2 separate regions of the Homo sapiens genome follow, and region 2 is linked to region 1. A link is a loop called in an ENCODE intact Hi-C map of the cell type or tissue named here. Cell type or tissue: heart left ventricle. All regions are shown on one strand. Each heading gives the region's core, and the rest is flanking DNA. Links, peaks and the distances in the headings are about the cores only. Region 1 overlaps SLC30A5 (solute carrier family 30 member 5). Region 2 overlaps RAD17 (RAD17 checkpoint clamp loader component).

Region 1 (9,797 bases), core at 967-8,966:
AAAGGATAAACAAAGTTACTTATCCTTGATTATCTGCTCTTACAAAATGATCTTGAATAGTAGTAGCTCAGGGTGTTAATTTGCCTACATCTACAATTTAAAGCAATCCATTTGTTTTATAAAAGGAAAATATAAATATGAGAAGGACAAATACTTTTAATTACTTTTCAAAAGTAGTAAGAGATTTACTTTATTAAATGTGTAGGGAGGTTATTTACTTCTTCCTGATTCGGACCATTTGACTCCAGATTTTAAAATTTCATTAGGCTTTATAAGCTGGTAGATGGTTAATGACTTTGAATGAAACCAAGTACTGCTTACAGAGACTCCATCATCTCATAAGTACTCCTTCTCCCCTACTGAAAAATACTTCATCATTGTGTATTTTATCAGGAAAATAAAAATGTAGAAGATGAAAGTCCCCTATAATTCTACCACCAAGGGTTAGTCACGCTTAAAATGGTGTATTTTCCATCTGTGTACTAACATACATACACATAACACCCTTTAAAACCAACAATGTAATCATAATACTATTTTACAATTTTTTTTTTTTCATTTTGAGACAGAGTTTTGCTCTGTCAACCAGGCTGGAGTGCAGTGGCATGATCTCGGCTTATTGCAACCTCTGCCTCCCAGGTTCAAGCAATTCTCCTACCTCAGCCACCCAAGCAGCTGGGATTACAGGCGCCCGCCACCATGCATGGCCTGCAATTTGTTTTTCACTAGTACATCTCGTAAATATTTTCAGGCCAGTATATACAGATATATCTCATTCTTTTCAATAGCTCTGTAATATTCTATTATATAGATAACAAATTTATTTAATTACTTTTTTCACTGGTGGACAGTGAATTGTTTCCATTTTTTCACTATTATAAATAAGGGTACAATGAATCATGTACTACTTTTTTTTTTTTTTTTTTTTGAGGCAGAGTCTCTCTATCACCCAGGCTGGAGTACAGTTGGTGCAACCTGGGCTCACTGAAGCCTCTGCCTCGTGGTTGAAGTGATTCTCCTGCCTCAGCCTCCCAACTAGCTGGGATTACAGGTGTGCGCCATCATGCCCGGCTAATTTTTGTATTTTTAGTAGAGATGGGGTTTCACTATGTTGACCAGACTGGTCTCAAACTCCTGACCTCAGGTGATCCAACCACCTCGGCCTCCCAAAGTGCTGGGATTACAGGCGTGAGCCACTGCACCCGGCCAGAGTCATGTACTTCTATATGTTTGTGTGAATGTTTATGTATGATAAATAGTCAATATCAAAGGATACAGGCACTAAAAAATCCAAAAAAGTCTATTTTTCCAAACTGTATTATAGAAACATTTTACTCATGTATGCTTCCACCAGCAAGAGCCAGAGCTGCTTTTTGTCATTTAACAACTGATTTCCTACGACAAGCCAGGTGCTAGAACTGAACTTAAGAGTTAATAATATGTAATTCAGGTCCTGAAGATACTTACATATCTTAATTGTGGAAGAATGACAAATTAAACAACTGCAACTCAATGTTGCTAAAAGAAGAATGCACAAAACATAATGAGAATACTGAGAAAAGGAATCTAACAAACTTTGTGGAGAGAAGAGGGGGATTAAAAGAAAGTATTTCCAAAAATTAGGCAGGCGTGGTGGCAGGCGCCTGTAGTCCCAGCTACTCGGGAAGCTGAGACAGGAGAATTGCTTGAAAAAAAAGAAAAAAAGAAAAGAAAAAAAGTATTTCACATAAGCAAAATCTTGATGGAGGCTGAAGGGCAGAAGTAAGGAAAGGACATGCCAACTACAAGAAACAGCACATGTAAAGCTTTGGTGGTACAGGGAGAACATTAAAAGTTGCTATAGCTGGCCGGGCACAGTGGCTCATGCCTGTAATCCCAGCACTTTGGGATGCCAAGGTGGGAGGATTGCTTGAGGTCAGTAGTTCGAGACCAGCCTGGCCAACATGGCGAAACTCTATCTATACAAAATATACAAAATTTAGCAGGGGGTGGTGGCACATGCCTGTAATCCCAGCTACTCAGGAGGCTGAGGCACGAGAATCGCTTGAGCCTGAGAGGTGGAGGCTGCAGTGAGCTGAGATCATGCCACTGCACTCCAGCCTGGAAAACAGAGACTCTGTCTCAAAAAAAAAAAAAAAAAAAAAGAGAATTTCTAAGAGGGAGCAGTATAAATGTAAACAGCAAGATAGGAAGTTATGTTGATATAAGTAAAAAATAAAACCTTCTTAGAGCAATAACTGCAAACAATTAAACTTTAGGATAGAAAAAACTATGTAAGTATGACTAGAAATCCAAATAGGAAAATAAAAAGACTTACTGTTAACATGTGAGTGTCTAATTCTGGAGGATCAATCAATCTAGCCACTGACTCCATAAACACAAAAAACGCTATTACTATTAGAAAAAGTCCATTAATAAATCCAGACAGAATTTCTATTCGGCCGTACCTAAAAACATAGAACATTTTTCAGAAAAGGAAAAGGACAAATATTTTTAAAGTATAAACTTTATAAATGAGGAAACAAGTCCAAATTTTCATACTACTAAGTAATTAATAATAGAAAATTAGCAATATTTTAAATATCATATTAATGCCTGGAAGGTCCTTCATATATATATACATATATATATATACACATATATATACACGTTATATATGAATATATATACGTTATATATGAATATATAACATTTTAACGAATATATACATTTGTTAAAATGTTATATATTCATCAAAGTCCTTCTTTACTCTCTTTTTTTTTTTTTTTTGAGACAGAGTCTTGCTCTGTCACCCAGGCTGGAGTGCAGTGGCACGATCTTGGCTCACTGAAAGCTCCGCCTCCTGGGTTCACACCATTCTCCTGCTTCAGCCTCCCGAGTAGCTGGGACTACAGGTGCCTGCCACTACGCCCGGCTAATTTTTTTTGTATTTTTAGTAGAGACGGGGTTTCACCGTGTTAGCCAGGATGGTCTCGATCTCCTGACCCTGTGATCCGCCCGCCTCGGCCTCCCAAAGTGCTGGGATTACAGGCGTGAGCCACCGCACCTGGCCCTGTCTTTTTTTTTTTTGAGACATAGTCTCACTCTGTTGCCCAGGCTGGAGTGCAGTGGCACGATCTTGGCTCACTGCAACCTCTGCCTTCTGGGTTCAAGCGATTCTCCTGCCTCAACCTCCCGAGTAGCTGGGGCTACAGGTGCGTGCCACCATACCCGGCTAATTTTTGTATTTTTAGTAGAGACGAGGTTTCACCATGTTGGCCAGGCTGGTCTCGAACTCCTGACCTCAGGTGATCCGCCTGCCTTGGCCTCCCAAAGTGCTAGGATTACAGGCGTGAGCCACTGTGCTCGGCCAAGGGAGCATAATCTTTGAGCTTAATTCCATTCAGTATTTATCAAATGCCCGATTCACATCCCCTTATTTACTTCACATTTTTTAAAAATGAAGATTTGGAAATTATTTGTATTAAAAGTAATATAAGTAATATAATTCTGTTCCTTAAGATGGAATTTGCACTTAAGATATACCACCTCGACAGTCAATGTACCTACCCATAGGAGAAAATCCGAGTGGCTTTCCACCTACTCATCAGGGCAGCAAAAAGTCCCATGACTAAAGCAGAGCAGTCAAAAAGCATGTGGAATCCATCCGAGATCAGGCCCAGACTATTGGTCAGCACGCCATAGAATAATTCCACAAAGGTAAAAAGCTAAAAATGTCACCAAAAAAAAAGGGAGGAGTATGTTGGGCACTGTTTCAATTAGGAGGATTTTAACCCTTAATTATCCAAATTTACTTGAAGATCTGCTATAATTGTTTAGTTATTTAACTGCCACTTACATTAGAAACCCTATTTCACACAAATTGTAAAAACTAAGATAAACCCATTTTACAAACTATTAAATTGTAAAAAACTAAGATAAATCCATTTTAGAAACTATTTAAAAATGGTTTTGTTTATATGTCTATAAAAATAATAAACTAGGTTATAAAATGTTAGCAATAGGTGATTTATAACACTGATTGCTAATAGTGAGATCCTGTAAGTTATTAGAACTCTTTAAATGCTACTATATTTACTGATTTGAAGGAACATACTAAATCAATGCTTCTAAAATGCCTCACAAATTGTTTGCTTAAGTGGCTGGGCACGGTGGCACATGCCTTAAGGATTGCCTAAGGAATCTGAATATGATCTCGTAATCTTGCTATTATACTTAGAAAAAATTTAAATTTTAGCTCATCTTATTATCAGAAATTTGGGAAGTACTAAACTTATACCAGAACTGTCAAAATTAAAATATTATGCTTTTAGGATATGTCAATTAACATTTAAAAATCTTACCAGATTCAAGCACAAGAAGTAAAAGATCTGCCTAGAGTCACTCTCCTCAAGAATTTGTTTTAGTGATTCCTTAATAAACCTAGGGATCGATTGAGAGCTATGCTGAAAAGCATCACCCATGAAGTTATAAAGAGGTGTTCCTTCAGGAGAATATCCAATAAGGGTACCTTTTTGTCCTCTCTTAGAGGGAGATGATAAGATATTGGCAGCTACAAAGAGAAAAAACAATATTGTTTAAATTTTCGAAGTTTAAGCTACCAAAACCAACACAGTAACTGTCGGCACTAAATGCAAGCACTGAAGAATTTCCCAAAATAAGTAAATGATGTGACCATCAAAATCCATAAATAGAAATTTGTTAAAATAAAAAAAAGGGGGGAATGCTTACACAAAATGAAGAATATAGCACTCACTACCACTCCTCCAGACAGGACGTGTTCAGTGCTCTCCTGGTGTGCTGCTTTGTTCATAGCCCGAAGCTGGTCTGTTATTGGATGTGTCCAAAAATTTCCAAAAAGGAGAGCACTAATAAAAATGGGAAAGGATCCATAACGAGCACATTTGGAAACTTCCATTTTGACTGAACAAATGGAATCCACGTAGAAATCCAGGATCATGACAAAAAAGATAACCGTTGCAAAAGGCATAATGAGAGAAAACCAAGACTCCACTTTACTCTAGAAATTAAAAAAAAGAATTGTCAAGACTATACATGTATAAAGTTCACATCTTACAAGATGTTTCTGTTAATCTTTTAAAAAAATAAAAATCGCATGATTCAATATGATTCATAATATGCCAACATATAAAAGCTATAAGATATTGGTACATTTTCTCAGTATTCTCCAAAGTTTTAAAAAACAAAAGCACTATTGTGTAATCATTCGATGAACACTAGGCGACACACAATCTTTAAGCCTAACACATGGTTAATTGCTCCTTCTTCAAATGATTCCTTTGGGCCATAGCAATGTGAGGGATATGTAAATGTAATAGCATTTGATTTGTATTTTCTATAAACAATAAAATTAACTCCAAATTTTTTTTAAAAAACTACAAAGAAAAAGCAAAGACAATTTAAGCCACTTTCAACCTCAAATTAAAATATAATTTATTGAATACAGTGAACTAAAAATTTAATAGCAATTCATTTTACTAGCAATTTAATACCAATAAATTCTTGCTCTTATCTTACCTCAGTTGTCACAGAAAGAACAATGACCCATGGGCACAAGAGAAGCACAGAAACAAGATGAGATAAAGCTTGAAGACGTTTAGCTCCACCAACGTCGACAGAGAGCTTTCTGGAAGCTGTATGAAAACCAACTTTACAACACAAAGCCAGTACTAGCAATAATACTCCACCCTGTGAGTAAAATTAGATAAGTCTCATTAGAAACACACACAGTTCAACAGTCAGTCGTTAAATACATGATCTTTTTTTTTTTTTTTTTTTTTTTTTTTTTTCCCCAGAGACAGGGTCTTGCTCTGCCACCCAGGCTGAAGTATAGTGGCATGATCACAGCTCACTGCAGCCTCAAACTCCTGTGATCAAAGAGATCCTCCTGTCTCAGCCTCCCAAGTAGCCGGGACTACTGGCACACACCACCACACCATGCTAACATAATATTTAAGGAAATGGAACTAGTATATTTTTCCCATATACTCAATTACGTAACTACTTAAATGGCCGGCAATGTTATAACTTACTGATAATTATTTTATTTTATTTTTTTTGAGACAGAGTTTCGCTTTTGTTGCCCAGGCTGGAGTGCAATAGCGCGACCTTGGCTCACTGCAACCTCGGCCTCCCGGGTTCAAGTGATTCTCCTGCCTCAGCCTCCAGAGGAGCTGGGATTACAGGCATGTGCCACCATGCCTGGCTAATTTTGTATTTTTAGTAGAGATGGGGTTTTTCTATGTCAGTCAGGCTGGTCTTGAACTCCCGACCTCAGGTGATCCACCTGCCTTGGCCCCCAAAGTGCTGGGATTTCAGGCGTGAGCCACTGGGCCCAGCTGATAATTTATTTTAAATGTACCTTTATAGTTATAGTTGCTACAACTTTTCAGAATCTTTTGATCCTGTTAGGAACAAAGAAATCATACCTTGTGATCTGCCACACCTAAGAAGGCAATGGCTGTGTAAAGCATATGAGTTAGAGCACTGTCATGATGTCCTTCAGCTAAGTGAGTTGAAGTAAAGGAAAAAAATTCCAAAAAGTCACTCTTTGACACCTGAAGTTCTCCTGAAATTTTAGTTACATTATTTTGGATTGCATATAGACTGATCTGGAGGCCTCAAACTTAATTACTTTCAATAACATGTTTCACTTAAAAACAAAACAAAATAAAACAATCTAACATTTAATTCCAGGACCTCATTTATAAACTGGAATGCCTGTATTTCTTTTGTTGTCTCCAAAACAATTATAATAGTGCTTAAGATAAACTTGCCAGATTTTAGTAGTTAACCTCTAAAAGACACATTGCATACATACTTTAAGAACGACAAAGGTACAAGAGCAAGGAATCTCCCTGGACCACTCCTGTCCAGTGGAATTAAGGTTGCCCTTTAAGACTGACATGTAAAATGAGTCCTAAATCTGTCTTCTAAGTCACTGACCACATAAGTCTTAGCAAATTAAGTGGCAAGCAAAAGAGGGTGGGGAATAGAGGTTGTATCACAAGCAACCTGGAGCTTTTCCAAAGTCACACTCTTCTCCCTCACTGTAACAAAGAAAATTATTATTAGTTTACTAATAAGTTTTAGGGCAGTGAGTATCAGTAATAGAAGAATAAAAACTGGTGCTTGGAGTTCTGCTGGATGGAGTGGGTAAGGATGTATGAATAGAAAATAGAAAAAAAGGCATGTTTGTAGAGTAAAATGAGTAGATATATTTGACTAGAAAGTTGGGTTTCTGTAAGAGAAGAGTTGGGGCTGAGCTAGAGATAATAATTTAGAGCAAGACAATGAATACTAGGTAAGGGAATTTGAACTTTTTCTTTCAGGCAAGAAGATACTAAAGGTTTTTCATTTATCAGCCTTTTAATTGTTAAATTATAAGGGAGCAAACATGTTGAGTGGCAAATCACCTTTTTTTTTTCCAGCACCAGGACATTCCAAAATATTCTTTCAATGTCCCTACATTTCTGAAAATTTAGGGTACTGTAGGTGATACAGAGATGCTATAAAATATTTAACTTATAATGAGTTTGTTCATTATTTGAATACTGATTTAGAATATCTACATTAATCTATGAAAGTTTCATTCATCATTGATCAGTTTAATTCACTTATCCTTTCTTTTTCCATTGTTCCAGGCTTCTAGTTTTCCTCAAGACTTGAAACAACTCTGATCTATTCCAAAAGGATACGGTGTTCAGCCATTTTAGCCATGAGATCATCATTGTCAAAAAGCAATAAACAGATCACAGCAATAATGAAAAAAGCAGCTCCCCTTGTCTGAAAATAAAGAAAACAACATCAAGGATGACTTTTTCAAGGGTTGATTTTTAAGACCGTAACTACATAAATACTAAAGAAAAACATTTTCTCAAGTAAGCATTTACAAAAATGCATTAAAAAACAGAAAAAAATCTGACATTAAAGCTCTTACATATTATAAGCTTACAGTATTGGCAGTAAGATATCAAAGAGATATAAACTAATGATAACATTGATTATCTCTTTGCTAACATGGCTGGGCATATTACTATGTACAAATTGGTACTGTTTACAGAATCAGCCTTCCTAAATGCTACTTTACTTCTGGTTGAAAAGCCCACGTAGCTAAAGAATAACTAGTAGGAACTTATTTTACTCTACAATATGCAAGGAATAGAGAATATTCTAGATACTACTCCTCTAGAGAAAAATAATCCAGAGGGCACGGTAAAACCAGCAAAGTCATTTCTAAGATCTAGTAAAGTACAAAGTACTTAAAAAGCTGATAAAATTTATGTTCTCATTCCAGGGAAAATTTTTTTTTTTTTTTCAGACAGATCTCGCTGTCGCCCAGGCTGGAGTACAGTGGCGTGAACACAGCTCACTGCAGCCTCCAATTCCTGGGCTCAAGTGATCCTCTTGCCTCAGCCTACCAAATAGCTGGGACCACAGGCATGTGCCACCATGCCTGGTTAATTTTTTATTTGTAGAGACCAGGTCTAGCCATGTTGTTCAGGCTGAGGAAAAAGGTTTTCATAAAAGAAAATTATAGAAAGGACATATTAGCTCGGTTTATGTAAATATTTCAGAATGGTAGCTTCAAGAGCAATCTAAATAGCATTACTATACATTCCTTTTTTTTTTTTGAGGAGAGTCTCTGTTGCCCAGGCTGGAGTGCAATGGCACGATCTCGGCTCACTGCAACCTCCATCTCCCGGGTTCAAGTGATTCTCCTGCCTCAGCCTCCTGAGTAGCTGGGATTACAGGTGCACATCACCATGCTTGGCTAATTTTTGCATTTTTAGTACAGACGGGTTTCACCATGTTGGTCAGGGTGGTCTTGATCTCTTGACCTCGTGATCCACCCGCCTCGGTCTCCCAAAGTCCTAGGATTACAGGCATGAGCCACTGTGCCTGGCTAAACAGCATTACTATACATTCTATATTTACAAATTTACAGGTATAACATGTCTTGTATGATACATATACTTGTAGAATACCTATTATATATAGATACATTAAGTGTATTATATATACCTATAATGGAAGTATAATACAATACTTCTATTAAAGTTTACAATGCAAAGTGAGGATACTCTTCATTCTATGATTACCACTATAATGGATAAATTCTGTTAGTGTGGTATTACAACAAAATTCAGTACACTACACATGAGAAAAACCATGTACTTTTAAATTTCTTAAGTTTTCACTGAGTTAGGATATGGCAACATCAACAACAATCAAATACAGAGAACATAACTTAATCTTTTTGTTAACAAAGAAGGCAACTGAGAATTTTGTAATGCTTCAGTCTCATAATTAAGAAAAAAAGGCCAGGCGTGGTGGCTCACGCCTGTAATCCCAGCACTTTGGGAGGCCGAGGCGGGTGGATCATGAGGTCAGGAGTTCAAGACCAGCCTGACCAATATGGTGAAACCCTGTCTCTACTAAAAGTACAAAAATTAGGCCAGGCGCAGTGGCAGGTGCCTGTAATTCCAGCTACTCAGGAGGCTGAGGCAGGAGAATTGCTTGAACCTGGGCAGCAGAGGTTGCAGTGAGCTGAGATTGTGCCACTGCACACCAGCCTGGGTGACAGAGTGAAACTCTGTCTCAAAAAAAAAAAAAAAGAAAAAGAAAAAAAAAGTCCGGGCGTGGTGGTTCACACCTGTAATCTCAGCACTTTGGGAGGCCAAGGCGGACAGATCACAAGGTCAGGAGTTCAACACCAGCCTGGCCAACATAGTGAAACCTTGTCTCTACTAAAAATACAAAAATTAGCCAAGTGT
Region 2 (9,797 bases), core at 868-8,867, 270 kb before region 1:
ATGTCAATTATCAACGTTAAGCATTAAGTAGTCTGCTAAATGCCTTCTGAAGGAGGACTATGCAGTAAACGATGACCATTACAGTAAAAATGTAACTCACTGCCATTAGTGAAACTATCTTTTTACTACATCTTTCTACATATTAACAGGAAATTTATTAAACATATCTCATAAATTTATACTTTTTAACATTAACAGGAAATAAATTTATTAAACATATCTCATAAATTATTATAAAAATAATTTCAGGCCAGATGAGGTGGCTCACACCTATAATCCCAGCACTTTGGGAGGCCGAGGCGGGCGGATCACGAGGTCAGGAGATCGCAACCATCCTGGCTAAGACAGTGAAACCCCATCTCTATTAAAAATACAATTAGCTGGGCGTGGTGGCAGCTGCCTGTAGTCCCAGCTACTCAGAAGGCTGAGGCAGGAGAATGCTGTGAACCTGGGAGGCGGAGCTTGCAGTGAGCCAAGATCATGCCACTGCACTCCAGCCCGGGCGGCAGAGCGAGACTCCGTCTCAAAATAAATAATAATAATTCCAAAAGTAAACCTACCTCGGCACAGTATTATTAAACTGATTAATGGCTGGCCATTTATGAACACTTAATATGAATCAAGTACTGTAAGAAGCACTCTATAATAGTGTCACCTCACATATTCTTCATAGAACCCTAAGAGGTAAGTGCTCACATAAAAGGTGAGAAAACAGAGGCACAGAAAGATAAGAGTCACCTGCATAGGCCTATATAACTGGTAAGTGGCAGAGGCAGAATTTTTATCCAGGAAATCTGGTTCTAAGTTAACTTTGAAAGGTAAACTATCTCAAACAGAAACAAGGATATATACTACGACATATTCATAGAAGGGTATGTATGCATGTGTATATATTTAATTTTAAGCCACTGTCTCAGTAATAAAGAAGGATAAATAGGTATAGACCAAATGTAAGTTAAAATGTTTGATTTCATTGAATGAATTAAGAGAAAGTCAGTCACCTATATAATGCCACATGACTGTATCTTCCATAGTTACCTTTTGAAGAAGAAAACTGGAGGCTGTTTATTGCACTTCTGATATCACCAGAACATCCCTGACAGAGCAACTCTAGAGAAGTTTTGTCAGGGACAGTAATTTTTCCTCCATTCTAAAATAAGAAAATTAAATTTAAAAAAAAGTATTTTCTTAAAAATAACAACAACAAAAAACCCCAACCTATTTTCTAAACTTAATTAACGTAAATTAGATTCTTTTAAACTTAAATACTAAAAAGGGCTGGGCACGGTGGCACATTCCTATAATCTCAGCAATTTGGGAGACTGAGGCAGGAGGATCACTTGAGCTCAGGAGTCTGAGACCAGCCTAGGCAAGGTAGTAAGACCTTATCTCTACAAAAAATCAAAACAATTAGCTGGGCATGGTGGCATGCGCCTGTAGTCCCTGCTACTTGGGAGGCTGAAATGGGAGGATCACTTGAGACCTGGAGATGAAGGCTGCAGTGAGCTATGATCTTGCCACTGCACTCCAGCCTGGGCAATAGAGCCAGAAAAAAAAAATTATCTTAAAATAGTAATAAAAAACTAAAAAGCCTTCATGCTAAACACTGGTCTATGAATGATACAAGCTTCAATGACTTATTACAGTTTAAGGTATACTTTCAGGAAATATTAAATACTGTATTATTTTACTTTTTCACTTTGACCAGGTTGTATTTTGAAGTTTTTACTCTTTCTCACTACATACACACAGATATATAACAACATATATGTGTACACACAAAAAAACCCTCAAAATGCAACAGACTGTGATAAAATTAAATATACACAAAATAATCTAACTAATTTATGAAATTTACATGAAAATTCCTTTACTGGGGTTATACATTATACAGTCTGGTGAGGATGAAAAAGCCATAATTACACCAATTATTTCTTCTTCTTCTTTTTTAAACCAGAGCCACTTGAACTAATCAATTCACTAAAAAAAAAATTTTTGTTTTGACACAAGGTCTTACTATATCACACCTGGGCTGGTCTTGAGCTCCCAGGCTCAACAAATCCTCCCACCACTGTCAGCCTTTGTAGCTGGGACTACAGGCATGCACCATGGCTCAATTTGCAGTTCTCATGCTTATAGTAGAGAATGTAGATGTTTTTTTAGAGACAGGGTTTAGCTCTGTCCATGACAGACTACAGTCATTTCATCTAGATCACTGCAGCCTCAAACTCCTAGGCTCCAGCGATCATCCTGTCTCAGGCTTCTGAGTAGCTGGGAATACAGGAGCACACCACCATGCCCAGGTAATTTTTTTTCTTTTTTTTGGGATACAGAGTTTTGCTCTTGCTGCCCAGGCTGGAGTGAAGTAGCGCAATCTCGGCTCACTGCAACCTCCACCCCCTGGGTTCAAGCTATTCTCCTGCCTCAGCTTCCTGAGTAGCTGGGATTATAGGTACCCGCCACCACATCCGGCTAATTTTTGTATTTTTATTAGAGATGGGGTTTCACCTGTTGGCCAGGCTGGTCATGAACTCCTGACCTCAGGTGATACACCCACCTCGGCCTCCCAAAGTGTTAAGATTACAGGCGTGAGCCACCGCACCTGACCCATTAAATATTTTCAAAACACTAATAGCATAATAATTCATCACAGTAATTGCTTCCTGTATTATTGGACTCAGTTTGTTTCTCATTTTTCACTATTAATATCTGTTATTTATTCAGTTAGGTGCTCTACACTAACGTATTTAATCCTCAAAACAACCTCTCCCTTGGATATTTCCCTCAGTTCCTGTGGTCCTAGCAGTGCAACAAAAATTATGTTTCATGCAAGATTTGGTTGATTTATACCAATAGGATTCCCTAAAACCATGACGCTGGGAGCAGAAGGTCCATCAATTTTTTTTTAACATCATCTTGATTTGAAATACAGAAAAAATGACGTACTAAAAGTGAAAAGAAGCCGGGCACAGAGGCTCATGCCTGAAATCTCAGCACTTTCAGAGGCCGAGGAGGGAGGATCACTTGAGCCAGGAATTCGAGACCAGCCTGGGCAACACAGAGAGACCCTGTCTCTAAAAAAAATTAAAAAATTAGCCAGGCGTGGTGGTACCAGCCTGTAGTCCCAGCTGCTTGGGAGGCTGAGGTGGGAGGAACACTTGAGCCCAAGAGGTCGAGGCTGCAGTGAGCCATGATTATGCCACTGCAGTCCAGCCTGAGCAACAGAGTGAGACCCTGTCTCCAAAAAAAAAAAAAAAGTGACAACAGCTGTATATGAATGTAAATAGACTTTACAATACTGAAGTGTATCTTTGAAAATGGTTAAGATGATAAATTTTATGATACATGTTTTTCACCATAATTAAAAAAAATGTGAAAATAAAAAAGTGACAACAGGACAATAGGAAGAGTTGAATTGTTGATAACTACCATACCTACATGCCAGAAAACATTTTCTTGATGACAGACACAATTTAGAACAGTAAACCAAGCAAAGGAAAAATTTACCTCAATGTGAAAGTGAAAGTTTAATAGTAGAAAAATGTTAAAGATTTTTAAAATCAGTATTTCCTACATTTGCTAAAATGACATGCCTTATGAGTATAATAAAATGTTTTAATTCTAAAAAATTAAAATAACACTCCTTCAGTTTACATAATACTATTTAAGCTAGGCTTTCTATAGTTATCGAGTAAGGTTTAATTAATCAGAGACTTACCTTGTTAGCTTCTATAGTCACTATTCGATTAAGAAATTTCATCATAATTGTTGGTGCCACAGGGTTGAAACTAAGTTTTATAAAGAAAGATAGCAGTTAAATGATTAATTTAAAAATATAATATGTATGTGACCTTTATAAGCAGAAATTTCTTTCTTACCTAATATTTGAGATAGAACACTCTTCCTGAATTTCTTTGGGAAACAATAACCTTTGATTATTATCTCCACTGAGACTGTCCGAGATTATAAATATAAGAGGACATCGACCAATCCTCACATACTTCCTAAAATAACAAAATACAGCAATGTTGAAATTTAAGCCACTTCTCATTTAATTTGGAGTTTTAGAATACTTCACTGAAACCTACCTTAGAACTTCATGTAAAGTATGAGAATCCCGATAAAACTGGTTAGGTAAATCCTATTGAAAATAAAAAATAAATAATAGTATAGTTTTATTCCATTGCAAATTTATTTTTCAAATTTATATTTATTGAGGTAGGCAAAAATATATTTATTCAATGTATTTTAAACAGAACTTTCACAGGAAACATGAAATAGATGATATCCGAAACAGTAATATACATCAATGGGGATCCCAATTTTTAGATCAAATTTCTTTGGGTTGCTTTCCAGTTACAGTATTTTCACTAGGAAGTAATTTTCCAAACTTTTCTTTTGTTTTTCTATACTTAAACCATTAAAATTTATAACATTCCTTATCCTACAGCTATTCCATTCAAGTTTACTAGAAGAGACTTTAGGTTTCTACTATTACAAAGCCTTTGTGTTGTATTTTACCAATATCACTACTATAGAGACAAGTTAACATTATCATGTAAGATATATCTCACAATTGTTTAGTCAATAGCTACAGCAAAATTTTAAAAGTTGGCTGGGTGTGGTGGCTCACATGTGTAATCCCAGCACTCGGGAGGCCAAGGCGGGAGGATTACCTTGAGGTCAGGAGTTTGAGACCAGCCTGGCCAACGTGGCAAAACTCCATCTCTACTAAATATACAAAAATTAGGCCGGCATGGTGGCAGGTTCCTGTAATCCCCACTACTCGGGGGAGGCTGAGGCATGAGAATTGTTTCAACCCAGGAGGCGGAGGTGGCAGTGAGCCAAGACTGCACCACTGCACTCCAGCCTAGGGGTTAAAGAGAGACTCTGTCTCAAAAAAAAAAAAAAAAAAAAGATTTTAGGCCAGGCATGGTGGCTCACGCCTGTAATCCCAGCACTTTGGGAGGCCACGGTGGGCATATCATGAGGTCAGGAGATCGAGACCATCCTGGCTAACACAGTGAAACCCCGTCTCTACTAAAAAATACAAAAAATTAGCCGGGCGTGGTGGCGGGCGCCTGTAGTCCCAGCTACTCCGGAGGCTGAGGCAGGAGAATGGCGTGAACCTGGGAGGCAGAGCTTGCAATGAGCTGAGATCGCGCCACTGCACTCCAGCCTGGGTGACAGTGACACAGCAAGACTCCATTTCAAAAAAAAAAAAAAAAAGATTTTAAAAGTTGTCCTTACTTCAACCAGAATTATCTTCTTATCAGTTCTCAGATCATCTCCAAGCATTTGTAACTTGTTATACTTTGTCGCTCTTAGTAGAAACTCTTTGAAAACTGCTATCTGAGACTGATAGGGAAACATATGGAAGCTTGATTCTGAAAGGAAACACATAACCACTTTTATTTTCAACAAATGATATACATTAATATTATACATCTGTATGTACACACACACATACTTGATGCATCTCACAATACTGTAGACTATTTCCCAATTAGGAAAAATCATTTAAATTTAAAATAGGATATTCCTTTCAAAGGACAAGAGTCAACATGTAGCCAGGCACAGTGGCTCACGCCTGTAATCCCAGCACTTTGGGAGGCCGAGGCAGGTGGATCGCTTGACCTCAGGAATTCAAGAGCAACCTGGGCAACATGGTGAAACCCGGTCTCTACAAAAAAATACACAAATTAGCCAGGTGTGGAGGCTTGTGCCTGTAGTTCTGGCTACTTGCAGGGCTGAGGCAGAGGGTGGGGGTAATAGCTTGAGCCCAGGAGGTGGAGGTTGCAGTGAGCCAAGATTGTGTCACTGCACTCCAGCCTGGGTGACAGAGTGAGACCCTGTGTAATATGGAGTTAACTGACCTAAGAACACAGCTGTCGGTATAACATTCATATAATTGGTAAAAATATCTATGACTGTGGCCTACCCAATGAAGAATCTCTAAATGAGTTCAAGCCTATAAATGAATTACCTTCAGTGATAAGGGTTTGGTTTGTTTGTTTTGAGACGGAATCTTGCTCTGTCGCCCAGGCTGGAGTGCAGTGGCGCAATCTTGGCTCACTGCAACCTCCACCTCCCAGGTTCAAGCAATTCTCCTGCCTCAGCCTCCTGAGTAGCTGGGATTACAGGAACACACCACCACGCCTGGCTAATTATTGAATTTTTAGTAGAGACGGGGTTTCTCCATGTTGGTCAGGCTGGAGTGATAAAGGTTTAACAACAAAAACAGAATAACTGATTAGTGAACTTGAGAATGAGGGAAGCTCTCTGAAGGCATGTTTCATATTGAAGACTGTTTAAGTTAAAGCTTATCAGACTGTCAAAAGTAATGCTACTATTTAGAAAGCAGTAAAAGCCAGATGCAGGAACACACGTCTGTAGTCCCAGCTACCCCAGAGGTTGGGTCGTGAGAATCCCTTAAATGCTTAAGAAGTTCATTCTAGACAATATAGTGAGACTTTCTCTCTTAAAAAAATGATAATAATAATGGGCCGGGCGTGGTGGCTCACGCCTGTAATCCCAGCACTTTTGGAGGCCGAGGTGGTTGGATCACCTGAGGTCAGGGGTTCGAAAACAACCTGACCAACGTGGTGAAACCCCATCTCTACTAAAAAATACAAAAATAAGCCGGGCATGGTGGTGGACGCCTGTAATCCCAGCTACTTGGGAGGCTGAGTCAGGAGAATTGCTTGAACCCAGGAGGCGGAGCTTGCAGTGAGACAAACCACTGCACTCCAGCCTGGGTGACAGAGCAAGACTCCATCTCAAAAAAAAAATAATAATAATAGTAATAATAATAATAAAGAAAAGAAAACAGTAAAAGCCCCAGCAGGATGGGATACTAGTAGCACAAGGGAGTACATTAAAGAAGAGTCCAGAGAAGGGATTTTGAGGAACACTCCACATTAAAATTATCCTTCTACAGAACCCTTTTCCCTTCAAAATGGCCTAGGAGATTTGGCTATCCCTAGTTTCACCACCTGGAGTTGCAATATGAAAAACTATGAAAGATAAAAATGATAGTGCTAAGGTACATAAGCATATGCATGAACTTATAACGTATTACATCTTTAAATTGGTACTATTGCCACGCATGGTAGCTCACGCCTATAATCCCAGCACTTTGGGAGGCAGAGGCAGGTGGATCACTTGAGGCCAGGAGTTCGAGACCAGACTGGCTAACATGGCAAAACCCCATCTCTACTAAAAATACAAAAACTAGCTGGGTGTGGTGGCACATGCCTCTAATCCCAGCTACTCAGGAGGCTGAGGCATGAGAATAGCTTGAGTCTGGGAGGCAGAGGTTGTACTCCAGCCTGGGCGACAGAGTGAGACTCTGTCTCAAAAAAAATAAAAATAAATAAAATTGTTACTATTATCAATTTTTAAATCGTTATCTTAAGGCCTCCTTCCAAATTCCAAAGACATCTTTGTCTTTTGCTTTCATTTGATATTGTTCTAACAGGTACTTACTGATCTAAGCTATCTTGTTGGGGGGCAAGTTCTTTTTAACACATCTTAAGGCTTGATTTAACAAATAAAATATCTTAGTTAATACTGTCTAACCTCCTAGCCAGATCTTAGAAAAAAGCAGATAAATAATGCAAACAGAAGAATATGTTAACAAAACAGTTAAGACTTAATCTTCAAAAAATTCCATTGTCTTCCATTGGAGACATGCTTTCTTTCCTTCTCCTGAAATAACTTTTATTTATTTATTTTTTGAGACAATGTCTCATTCTGTTGCCCAGGCTGGAGCACGATGGTAACACTATAGCTCACTGCAACCTTGAACTCATGGGCTCAAGTGATCCTCACACCTCAGCCCTTGAGTAGTTAGAACTACAGGTACACAACACTATACCTAGCTGATTTTTTTATTTTTGTAGACAGGTTCTTTGTATGTTGCCCAGCCTGGTCTTTAACTCCTGGCCTGAAGCAATCCTCCTGCCTCAGCCTCCCATGTGACAGCCATCGCACCTGGCCTGTGAAATTCCATCCCTCTGAAAGCAAGAAGTATGGGAAAAAATGCACTCATAGAACTTTATCTGAAAGCTCCCTTAAGCACAGGTTTGCCCCACTACTTCTACTACCTTCACAGCAAATCTTACCAGTATTAAACATCCCCTTGAAATCATCTTTTTGGAAGTCTGGTAAAACTGGATTAATCCACTCTTGTACTTGAATACCATGCTCCTTTGATAGTATTTTTAAGGTCGTTGTCTTTCCACATCCAGGAGGACCTGTTATTAATAAAATAGATCCACCCTAAAATCAAATACAAATATGAATTAAAAACCAAAATCACTGGAATGCTAGAATATTATTTCTGACTTTTCATTCTAAATATATTTACTTCTATAAATATTTGCTGAATGTCTCATATAAGCACATTAAATTTCATAATAATGCTTGCTGGAATAAACCAGCTTTATTTTTTTCTTTTTTAAAAATTGCCTTTTTCCCCCCTTTTCCATACAAAAACATCTGCAAATATGGAAATAAGAGAATCTTAATTCTTCAACTCTCAATTCCGCTTCTGATAATTTCTCAATTTTTGCATTATGTCCCTCTCAAGGACTATTTAGTAGCCAAATACTAAACTTTGGCTAAATTAGGGAGGTGATGTCTGAAACAAAGATTTTTAGAGGTTACCTGAACTCATAAAATTTATTCTTTTTTTTTTTTTGAGACGAGTCTTGCTCTTTCACCCAGGCTGGAGTGCAGTGGCATAATCTCGGCTCACTGCAAGCTCCGCCTCCCGGGTTCACGCCATTCTCCTGCCTCAGCCACCCGAGTAGCTGGGACTACAGGCGCCCGCCACCACGCCCGGCTAATTTTTTTGTATTTTTAGTAGAGACAGGGTTTCACCGTGTTAGCCAGGATGGTCTCAATCTCCTGACCTCGTGATTTGCCCGCCATGGTCTCCCAAAGTGCTGGGATTACAGATGTGAGCCACCGCTCCCAGCAAAATTTATTCTTAATATAGACATCTCATTGGATGATATAAGTTACTGTTATACAAATACAATATTCTTATGGAAAGACCTCAGTTTGGTTATTAGATTCTTTAAGAAATGCATATTAAGACACATATTTGGGAAGAGCACGGCGGCTCACACCTGTAATCCCAGCATTTTGGGAGGCTGAGGCAGACGGATTCCTTGAGCCCAGGAGTCTGAGACCAGCCTAGTCAACATGGCAAAACCCTGTCTCTACAAAAAAAATACAAAAAATTAGCTGGGCATGGTGGTGTGCGCCTATAGTCCCAGCTGGTCAGGAGGCTGAGGTGGAAGAATCACTTGAGCCTGGGAGGTGGAGGCTGCAATGAGCCAAGATTGCCGCTGCACTCCATCCTGCACATTAGAGTAAGATCCTGTCTCAGAAAAAAAAAAAAGGAAAAAAAAGAAACATATTTACCAGAGATAGGACTCTAACGAGAGACTAGAGGTTGTGGATCCCAGTAACATTCCCTCATACCGTAAATTTGATTAAAAAAAAAAAAGTTGAAGCTACAGAAATATCAAAAGATTTCCTACATACAATGGTAGGCTATAATTCTTGTTTATTTTCCTTTAATAAGAACCTATGTACTTGGACAAAGAGAGCCTGCTCCACTTTTGAAAGGGGCAGTGCATGAGTTATAGCGCTGTTCACCATGAGTTCAAACTATATGGATCAACAATATACAGTCATGTGCCAGATAATCAACTTTCAGTCAATGATGAACCACATATAAACAGTAGTCTCATAAAATTATAATGGAGCTGAAAAATTCCTAG

What was found. Hi-C counts contacts between places; a loop is a spot of excess contacts. Peaks named below come from ENCODE experiments on the same cell type or tissue, not always from the same donor. Only the 100,000 strongest peaks of a DNase experiment are listed, where the experiment ranks them.
Region 2: a loop joins it to region 1, with 2.5 times the contacts of the local background. A loop is called at or near these places in 5 of 110 quality-filtered maps.

The regions. Positions count from the first base shown.
Region 1 is chr5:69,111,149-69,120,945 of GRCh38, reverse strand. SLC30A5 (solute carrier family 30 member 5) reads right to left here. Exons shown (of 16, transcript NM_022902.5): 6 at 7,719-7,806; 7 at 6,450-6,526; 8 at 5,539-5,709; 9 at 4,732-5,020; 10 at 4,344-4,552; 11 at 3,550-3,707; 12 at 2,318-2,447. Among named protein-coding and RNA genes, the nearest start is that of SLC30A5, 22 kb to the right of the region's middle. In heart left ventricle, for the core only: no CTCF peak of the experiment used is centred there; no DNase peak of the experiment used is centred there.
Region 2 is chr5:69,380,387-69,390,183 of GRCh38, reverse strand. RAD17 (RAD17 checkpoint clamp loader component) reads right to left here. Exons shown (of 19, transcript NM_133338.3): 7 at 8,127-8,283; 8 at 5,251-5,387; 9 at 4,089-4,141; 10 at 3,879-4,004; 11 at 3,719-3,788; 12 at 1,039-1,150. Among named protein-coding and RNA genes, the nearest start is that of RAD17, 15 kb to the right of the region's middle. In heart left ventricle, for the core only: no CTCF peak of the experiment used is centred there; no DNase peak of the experiment used is centred there.